Linked DNA regions of Homo sapiens: region 1 is linked to region 2. A link is a loop called in an ENCODE intact Hi-C map of the cell type or tissue named here. Cell type or tissue: A673. All regions are shown on one strand. Links, peaks and the distances in the headings refer to the core of each region. The heading gives the core; the rest is flanking DNA.

Region 1 (5,073 bases), core at 1,155-3,654, 450 kb before region 2:
CAGGCTTTTAGACCATATAGGGTAAATTCCTGACGTTGCCATGCACCTGTACATTGTCATGGTGCTGGTGGGAGTGTCTCTTAGCATGCTAAAGCATTATAATTGACCTATAATGAGCAATGAGGATGACCAGAGGTCACTCTCATTGCTCTCTTGGTTTTGGTGGGTTTTGGCCATCTTCTTTACTGTAATCTGTTTTATCAGCAAGGTCTTTATGGCCTATATCTTGTACTGACCTCCCATCTCATGCTGTGACTTAGAATGCCTAACCATCTGGGAATGAGGACAAGAGGACAGCTTCAACTTTTCATGACTTCATCTCCAACCCAACCAATCAGCACTTTCCACTTCCTGCACCCCCTACCCATCAATTTATCCTTAAAATCCCCAGTCTCCAAATTTTTGGTAAGATTGACTTGAGTAGTAATAAAACTCTGGCCTCGCATTCTGCCGGCTCTGCGAGAATTAAACTCTTTATGGCAATTTCTCTGTCTTGATAAATCGATTCTATCTGGACAGCTGGCAAAATGAACCTGTTGAGCAGTTACAAGAGTAAAGGATGAGTACTGAGTGGAAAGGATGGCCTGTCCTTGGGAGTCGGGTAAGGACACTTGAACTCATGATAGAAGCTAGGGAGCAAAGAGTGATCAGACAAAAGTTGTATCTATAGGAGGATGGGTGTGGATTACTGAGGCCAGTCCCTATGACCTCTCTCTTTCCAGGGCCAGGAACTATTACTGTTTTTTGTGACTTTGGTAAGTAAGTGAACCCAGGGCATGGTTTGCAACTGGCTGCGTTGGTCATTTTTATGAATCGATTTGTGCAAACCCATGGCAAGCTTTCCTAATATAAACAGGTGGAAAGAGAGAAGTCAGAGGGGCTGGCCTCAGTAATCCAGACAGCAAATCTTACAGGGAAGACCCTCCTTATATCCTGGGGAAATTGGTATATGAGAAGTTAACTGGGTTTTTACCCTCTGAAAAGGAAATTTCTATAAGAAAGGGAAGCATCACTGCATTGCTTGATAACATCTGTTTTATCTTGCTTGTTTTATCTGACTTTCTCCCATGGCCAAGGAAACATGATGAAAGAACCAATTTCTTTCCTCTTTTAGAAGCTCTGATCATGGAGGAGACCATATCTGCAAGTCATCTAGGACTCAGCTCTTTTAGAGCTATCCATGGACTGGGAGACCCTTCTCCCACTTCAAGGAGCCCCTCTTTTGTACCCCCCAAACTTCCTGGCTTACAAAATTTGCTGCCAGATGTGGTGGTGTGGGAGTGAGGGTGGGTGGCATAGGTCATGTTGGTAAAAGGCCTCCCATAGGCGGGAAAACTGCAGAGCCAGGGGGCCTAGGGGAAGGCATCTCTTGCCTAGCAGATGCTGACAGAGGAAATGGCACATTCTGCCCATGCATCTGTCCTCATGATTCACATGCCAGCAATTCCTCAGGCTAGAACATACCTTGTAGGTCATTTTCTAGCACATGCCGTAACTAGATAGCCCCTAGGTCTCTCTAGGAAAGGTGACTTTCTAAACTTTTTTTGTATTCTGTCTGTAAAGTACTGCATACTTTAAGGACTTTTTAAACAATAATAGAGAAATCAGCTTCATCCCTGCTTCAAGACACATCACAAAGCTCCAATCACAAAAACTCTAGAGTTTCTGTAGAGGGATTAAAGTGTGGCAGTCTAGTGACCTAAAGGGATTTGACTTGAAGCTGTATTTGCTTAGCACACACGCTGTTTTTATCTTGATTTTAAGTTTATTGGTGCAGCACATGGAAATAATGGGCATCAAAGCCCACACCTCCCAAGCTGGTCCTTGATGCCATCACTGAGCCCTAAGTGAGAGGCCTGCTTATAATAGTCCTGCATTCTCAGCTTCCCTTAACCCCAAGAATAGAACGGTGTCTTGCATGCAGAAATAGGTTATTGGTGAATAAATTGCTTAATGAATTATCTAGTTTCCCTAACAGAGCTGGTTACTTCTTTCTCATGTGAAGGTGAGCACCTGGTGAGGTTTTCAGGAATCAGGTTCACCTTGAACACCATACTCAGGCCTTGGCGGCTCTCTGGGCCTGCCTGGCTCCTACAAACACCATGCAGTGTTTCTGGATCTCCTAGGCCCTCTAGTGGCTATTCTTAGGCTGAAATCCCTCAGAACTCAGCCTCTCAGCTCCTGCTAAAATTTCAACCAGTCCCTGAATTTAGAAATATGTATATATACTTATTTTGCTTCTCGTAAACTGCAAAGAAATAAATTTAATTATGTCTAGTTTCTGATCAAGATTTATCTGGTCTCATAGCCTTCCCCTGGTTTGTGTTTTAATGAGCTTTTTATTTTTCAGTTGAAAGATTATACCAGATGTCAAGACTTAACAGGAATCAAGACAGCATGGATTGATATAAGGGTAGACATAATTATCAATGGACAGAGTACAGACTCCAGACACAGACCTACACCTATATAAGCAACTGATTTTCAAAAGTATCCTGCTTGCCTGCTTGTACCCCCAAATGGGCTCTCCCTCACCCCAAATGCATCTTTAGGTTTGTTTCAGAGAATTTCTGATGGTCTTTCTCGCACAGAAACACACAAGGGGTCTAAATGGGTTCTTTATGCAGAAGAGCGAAGATTTCCAGGTCCAGTGGGCCAAAGTGCCTTCCCCTGCAAAGCCTTTGAGTGATTCCAGGCACCAGGGGCATCAAAGCCTTGGTGGGACCAGAAACTATTGCTGTTTTTTATGACTTTGGTAAGCACGTGAACTCAGGGCATGGTTTGAAACTGGCTGTGTTGGTCATTTTTATGAACTGATTTGTACAAACCCATGGGAAGCTTTCCTAAATAGAAACAGTCTGCATTATGGTGGTATCACCTTCATCTGACCCCTGGGAGCTCTAAAGAAAAGCCCATGATACTCACCTGGCCTTCAGCCTGACCAGGGGATTAGGCCACTGGCCAGGATGAGACTGAAGGAGGAAAGGAACCTATACAACTACTCTTCCCTTGGTTGAAAGGAAAGTCCAGAGAGAATAGCTATTTGCAAATATCTGGGCTTCTACTGGGTGCTTACTGTTGAGTATCTTATATTGGGACACAGGTATGTTCATCTCCATTTTACAGATGAGGAAATCGAGGCTCAGAGTTAAATATATTTCCCAAGGTCAACTAAGTAAGTGGCAGGATTAGGATCCAAACCCAATTCTAACACTCTCTAAAACCCACTCTTTAGCTAGCCCCTGCCTCTTAGCTTTGGGGTTCAGGTTCTTGACTCAGTCTATGCAAATGTTGCCTTCTGGAATTTGGCAGTGCACAACCTGCACATCTGTACAGTGTAGCTGAAACCAACTTCTGGGTTGAAACCCTTCCATATTCAAGATTCTAAGCCTGGGCTAAAATCTAGAGCCTTGTTACTCAAAGTGGTCCCTGAACCTGCAACATCAGCCGTGTTTGGGAGCTTTTTAGAAATGTAAATTTCTGCTCTCCTGCTGCCACTCCCCCCAACCCCTTTCTATTGGATTACACTCTCCAAGAATGGAGGCTGCACCCAGGATTTCTCAGCTGTTATGTGCATTCAAATCACTGGGAATCTTGTTAAATGGAGATTCTGGCACAGGAGTTCTAAAGAGGTAGTGCTAAGCTTTTGCTTCTTCGGGCAGCTCCCAGATGATGCCGATGATGTGAGCCACACTTGGAATAACACAGCTTTAGATCAGTAAGTCTCAAACTTGAACCTGTATTCAAATCACCTGAAGAGCTCGTTAATACACAAATTGCTGGGCCCTACTCTCACACTCTCTTACAATAGCTGTGCACCTTCACCTTTACTTTCACCCCAAGAATAAAACAGTTTCTTGCACACAGAAATAGGTTATCCATGAATAAGTTGGTTAATTAATTATCTACCTTTGCTAATAGAGCTGGTTACCTCTTTCTCATGTGAACATGAGTACCTGCTGAGAGAGTGCTTCAGAGGGTCTGGAGTGGAGCCTGAAAATTTGCATTTCTAACAAGTTCTGGGCCCAGCATGGTGGCTCATGCCTGTAATCCCAGTGCTTTGGTAAGCCGAGGCAGGAGTATCACTCGAGGCCAGGAGTTTGAGACCAGCCTGGGCAATATAGTGAGACCCCATCTCTACAAAAACTTTTTAAAAATTAGCCAGGCATTGTGGTGTGAGCCTGTTGTCCCATCTACATGGGAGGAAGATCCCTTCAGCTGAGAAGTTCGAGGCTGCAGTGAGCTGTGATCTAACAAGTTCCTAGGTGATGTTGCGATGCTGCAGGTTTAGGGACCCCACTTTGAGAACCAGTGTTCTAGCCTATCAGAACTTCCTCTAATTAGACAACTAACTCCATGCTTTCTGGCATTTCATTTTTATAAAGCCCTATTCGGTCCTTGAATTCTAGCATTTTAGAGCTGAAAGGGACTTCAGAGGCTACCTTGTCTCAATTAAAGAAATGCAGGTCAAGGGTCCCACTCAAGGCCATACAATTAGCCAAGAGGCAAAGTCAGGATTAAGCATCCTGACTCACTCTATTTCTATGCTGTTTACTCTGCATCCTGCTGGCTCCAAAGCTCAATAAATTCCCTGGCATCCAGCAACTGCAGTATTTTTGGTGAGCTCTCCATCCCAGGCCAGCTTTGAGGTGCTAGAATCCCTGTCAGACACATATGTCATCCGCACAATCATGGAAACGCAGTGGCCTCCTACCTAACAGCTCTGTGAAAGAGGGCTTTGGAAAAAAACAGCAGCTGTGCTGGCCACTGTAGCAGAGAGAAAATGCAGCAGCTAGCAAGCAAACCCAGACAAGGTGAGTCAGCATAGAGGCCCTGGGGCTAAGGAATATACCAGGATACTGCCAACAACTGGCACCCAGATTCTCCTGAGCAAATCTGAGAAGGTCAATCAACTTCTCTGTGCCTGAAAAGATGCTTTTCTTTAGAGAAAACAATACTCTTATTCAAGGGAATGAACACACAAGAGGATATCAAAAATGTGCTTGGGGTGGGAGTTGTATCAGTCCTGCTGCATGACAAATCACCCAAAACTTAGTTGCTTTAAACGACAAC
Region 2 (5,073 bases), core at 1,443-3,942:
TGGTCCTCCTGCCTCAGCCTCCCAAAGTGCTAGGATTATAGGTATGAGCCACTGCACCTAGCCATCTCTTATTTTTAAAAAATTTTCACCATTAATTTTGTGTTGTCTGATTTTCACATTGCCCTCCCTTTTTCCTTTGGTTATGAGTTCCCAGATCTTCCTCCAGCCTTTTGCTGGGAGGGAGAGTCTGCATGTGGAGCACAGAGTTTTGTCTCAGCCGAGGCAGGGTGAGGGTGGTGGGTCACTTCTGCCAGAGCCCCCTTGAACCAACTTTGTGCCTTGTGGGTAGGGGTAAACAGGGCAGAAGCCAAGGTTATGAGAGGATTTGTAAGGCCCTGGGCACCATTAGAACTGCACTGGGACCCAGGAAGGAGTGTTGGCCCTGAGTCGGGGAGTGAGCATGTATTCCCTGCCTCCTTCCTTTCTTTCTGCAATATACTTATTGAGCACCTTCTGTGGGCTAGGCATTGGTAAGCATTAGGGTGTCAATCATCAATAACTAAATTGCAGACCTTATTGTCTCTTGGAGGAAGCTGGCAGTCAGATCAATCACACAGAAGCAGGAAAAATTGCAATCTTGAATCATTGTTTCAAAAAGAGGTACATGATGCTGCCTGCAAGATAAAGGGTGAGTTGCCCTGGTCTGGAGCCTTAGAAGGTTTCCGTAAAGAAGGAGCCTCGAGTCAAGCCTGAGCCTAGGGGAAGGTGGGGTAGAAGAAGGAATGGGGAGCTCCTTCCAGCAGAGCCAAGGTCCTTTCTGCTTTGTCCTGCTCCGTGTTCAGCTCCTGGCGCAGGGCTGGCGTCTGGGGTATGCTCAATAAATTAAAAACGAGTGCATGAACAGAGGCCAGCAGGGCTGGAGCAGAGCACAGGGGACAGTGGGTTGGCATGGTGCTGGAGAAGCTGGCAGGGGCCAGACCTCACAGAGGCTTGTAGGTTATCATGTACTTGTAGGAGACCACATAGGTTACCATGAAAGGAGACCACATAGGTTGTTATGAAAATCAAGATAATTTTTAGAGCAGAAGGGGGAGCTATTAATAATTACGCCTGGATAGAAAGGCGTAAAATGCAACTGACTTGGGTGTACCGGGATATGGTCAACCTCTTACCAGCTTCCTAGGATTTTAGTCTTTATTCTGAGAGGAGTGGAAGGCCCCTCCAAAGGTTTTTAGCTGGGATGAGGTTTGGGGTGTGGAGGCAGGGCATGGCATGATCGCTCTGGCAACAGACTGGTAATAGATTGAAAGTGAGTTGTTGCAGGAGAGAGACCAGGGAAGACGGTTGCAGAAGGCCAGGCTGGAGCAGGTGATGGCTTGGCCTGGAGGCATGGAAGGGGTTAGAAGTGATGAATTGCAAATGGCTGCTGAGGAAGGGAAGTGTTGAGGTCTCAGAATTGGATAAGTCCTAGTGCCACTGGCTGAGTCAAAACAGGAGGAGGGAGCAGGTTTGGAAAGAACGTGCAGGTTTTGTTTGTTTTTTTGAGGCAGAGTCTTGCTCTGTTGCCCAAGCTGGAGTGTAGTGGTGTGATTTTGGCTCACTGAAACCTCCGCCTCCTGGGTTCAAGCAGTTCTCCTGCCTCAGCCTTCCAAGTAGCTGGGATTACAGGTGCGTGCCACCATGCCCAGCTAATTTTTGTATTTTTAGTAGAGATGGGGTTTCGCCGTGTTGGCCAGGCTGATCTCGAACTCCTGAGCTCAGGTGATCCACCTCCTCGGCCTCCCAAAGTACTGGGATTACAGGCATGAGCTACTGCGCCCGGCCCAAGAACATGTAGTTTTGTCTAGGGTAAGAGTCAAGGTATGAACTTAAGAGGTTTCATCCTTAGTCTCATGAATTCCCAAACCAGGAGAGAATAATGGAACTACCTGTGTTGCATGCACATTCATGCTCCATCCTCACCCCTTCACCCAGGTGTTCACTACTCACATATGCCTGAATTTTATTAACTAAAAACAAGTTCTTTCCTTCACTAGAGATGAATGTGTTTAAAAAGCAAATATTGAGTAAATTTGCATAGCAGATCAAATGCTTTCAAAGGGGTAAGGATTTTGGAGAATGCTTTGTTTTGAGAAAGCCTGAAGACCCTGAGCTAGAGACACACTGTTTAGAAAGATGAGCCTGGAAACACTAGTGAGGGAGAAAAGCAGAAATGAGCGCCGGAGACTCCACCAAGGGAGTCCGAAAAGTCAGGGCACTGTGGGTGAACTTGAACCTGAATGTAGAATGGCTCTTACGGTATCTATAATTTGCAAACTTCTTATATACTATTTACATAATAGTTCTCCACTTAGAGATCTTTAACACACCTTCTTGTTTTTTGGAATGTGACAAGTTTTATAGCTAGTATGGACAGGAGAGAGGATAACTTTAAAATGTGGTGAATAGGGCTGGGCGCTGATGGCCTATGCCTGTAATGGCAGCATTTTGGGAGGCTGAGGCAGGAGGATCGCTTGAGCCCAGGAATTTGAGGACAGCCTGAACAACACAGCAAGACCTTGTCTCTTTAAAAAAAAAAAAAAGGATTAAATAAATATGGTGAGTTGGTTGCAGTGAGCAGTGCTTCTGTATCATCAATTAGAAATATTGCAACGGTTTGATCTCTCAGTCGCCTGTTAGTTCATCCAAGGAAAAGGAAAGGCAGAGAGCCTTGTTTCTTTGCATGTGTGACACTCAGAAGCCAGCAGTTCTGCAGGCAGTTTCCTAAGGTCTGGCTCCCTTGGCAAACGTTACCTTGGCTGCAGGTAACTTTATTCTTTGTGAATAATGCCAGCCTGGCCACCGTTGCCCTCTTCTGGTAAGGGGCTAATGCTACAAACGTACTGAGTTTTACAAGGAAGGAAAACTCAAGCTCGATTTTCACTTTGGTCAACTGTGCTATGCCAGCTGGCATAAATCCCTACAATGAAATGAATGTTTGGTTTAAAATGTTGTAATGTATACTCAGACCATGGAACCATGTGAGGGTCTAATCTTATTTACAGTTTTGGCTTTGAGGACTACCTTGGGTATCCATATCATTTCCCACAGTTGGGCCACTTTCTGTTTGGCAAAAAAGATTTCTTTCAGCCTTTTCTCTGCCTGTGAAACCCTGTCTGGCTGCTTCATTAGCTAACACATGTGTGAATTTGCATCATTGATAATGGCAGCAAATGCAAGGAATATGGTTTTAATCAAATTTTAGTATCTAATATCTCTGAAGCTTAGGGCATAGAACATTAGAGGCCTGGGATAAACAATTCATATTCAATAGCAGCATTTTAGCATTTCTTGGTGACATATTTACACAATTTATAATTTAGAGATGAGTTTATGTTACATGGTAAAACTTGAGAATATGCTGAAATAACGCACTGTGTTGGGAGGGGGCAATGAAAATATGGGGCTACTATGGCAGTTTATGCAGGAACTACTTTAAGGGCAGTCCTTGTTGCCCTACCCAGTGCTTAATTTTTTGTGACCAATCTTTGGTTGGCACCTCTCTTTCCCTCCCCAACTGGGAAGAAGGTAAATACTCCAGTCAACTAAGTGGGCTTTGTGTTTAATGGAACCCGTAATGAATACTTACAAAGGAAACACTGTTTCGTGAGGCATGTACTTCCTTACTATAACTCTTTTTAAAATTTAGATTCTTAAGTAATCCATTAGGTTGCAGTTTGGCCCGAAGAGTATCACAGATAAAAGCTAGCTACCATACTCGTTTGGATTATTAGGATCTAAAGACATGATGTTGATCTTTTTATGCTGGATCAGTTTGATATTTACAGTTCAGTTGATTCATGTAATTTTTCTAGGAATTGAATAGCAACAAGAAATACATCTAATATCATGATCTCCTTATGACATTAATAATACATGAGAAGAATCTTTAAGTTTTACCCTTATGCAAATGCCCCATGCAAATTACCCAAAATAAAAATGGTTAGGTAACAAGGTCTCTCAAGAGAAAGGACAACATGATCATTTAGATTTTGACAAAAGTAATGAGATAGCCTATTTTTTAGATGTTGTCTGTTCACAATTCCTGAATTTATTTTTTAATTCCTTTCTCCCTGCCTCCATCCCTTCTTTCATTGATTTAGGCCCTGTTAAAAGCTAACAGTGATATAAGAATGCTTTATAGAGCTGGGGTAGTTTGTCAGCTGGCCAGGTGATGAATCATGGAATAGAATTCTTTCTGTGACCAAATTAAACCCTAATCCCATGAAGAAAGCAGTCATTGACAACTTCTGGCAAGGTAAAGACTAAGAGGACCCTTTCTTTGTTGTTCCGGGCAGCTGGGAGGATGAGCAGCATCCACACTCTTTGGCTGAGCATTTTGTAGTACCTCTTTGACCCAGGGCCATTTGTACCTCTTTTTCTTCCTCCTCTTGGCCTTTGATCCCTACAAATTCTCCAGGGCTAAGTCAGCTGGCTCCATGCAGAAGGTTTTAGACAAGGTTTCTCTACTTTGGCACTAATGACATTATAGACCAGATGATGCCTTGCGGTGGGAGCTGGCCTGTGCAGTATAGGGTGTTCAGCAGTATTCCTGGAGTCTACCCATTAGATGCCAGCTGTGACAGTCCTAAATGTTTCCAGACATTGTACACAGGGAGGAAGGGAGCAAAATCACCTCTTGATTAAGAATCTAAAATTACAGTTCTAGATTCTTATTGATAAAGCCCTTCATCTTTTTTTTTTTTTTGAGACAGAGTCTCACTCTGTCGCCCAGGCTGGAGTGCAGTGGTGCCATCTTGGCTCACTGCAACCTCTGCCTCCTGGGTTCAAGCGATTCTCCTGCCTCAGGCTCCTGAGTAGCTGGGACTACATGTGCATGTCACCATGCCCTGCTAATTTTTTGTATTTTTAATAGAGATGTGGTTTCATCATGTTGGCCAGGCTGGTCTCGAACTCCTGACCTCAAGTGATCCACCTGCCATGGCCTCCCAAAGTGCTGGAATTACAGGTGTGAGCCACCGCACCAGACCTTCTTTGGCTGTATTATTTTGAGGTAAACTGTATTGTCACATTTCACCAATAGGTGCTGATTCATGGCACACAGTGGATTGCAGCCTGAAGGTTTCTTAATTT

The links. A loop is a pair of places that touch in the nucleus more often than their neighbours do. Peaks named below come from ENCODE experiments on the same cell type or tissue, not always from the same donor. Only the 100,000 strongest peaks of a DNase experiment are listed, where the experiment ranks them.
Region 1: a loop joins it to region 2, with 3 times the contacts of the local background. A loop is called at or near these places in 4 of 110 quality-filtered maps.

The regions. Positions count from the first base shown.
Region 1 is chr20:10,088,631-10,093,703 of GRCh38, forward strand. All of the region lies in intron 3 of SNAP25-AS1 (SNAP25 antisense RNA 1), which reads right to left. Among named protein-coding and RNA genes, the nearest start is that of ANKEF1, 56 kb to the left of the region's middle. In A673, for the core only: a CTCF peak has its summit at 2,140 (motif pointing left); a DNase peak (open chromatin) is centred at 2,121.
Region 2 is chr20:10,533,857-10,538,929 of GRCh38, forward strand. The region is part of intron 2 of SLX4IP (SLX4 interacting protein); the gene reads left to right. Among named protein-coding and RNA genes, the nearest start is that of SLX4IP, 100 kb to the left of the region's middle. In A673, for the core only: a CTCF peak has its summit at 2,808 (motif pointing left); no DNase peak of the experiment used is centred there; H3K27ac peaks cover 1,294 bases.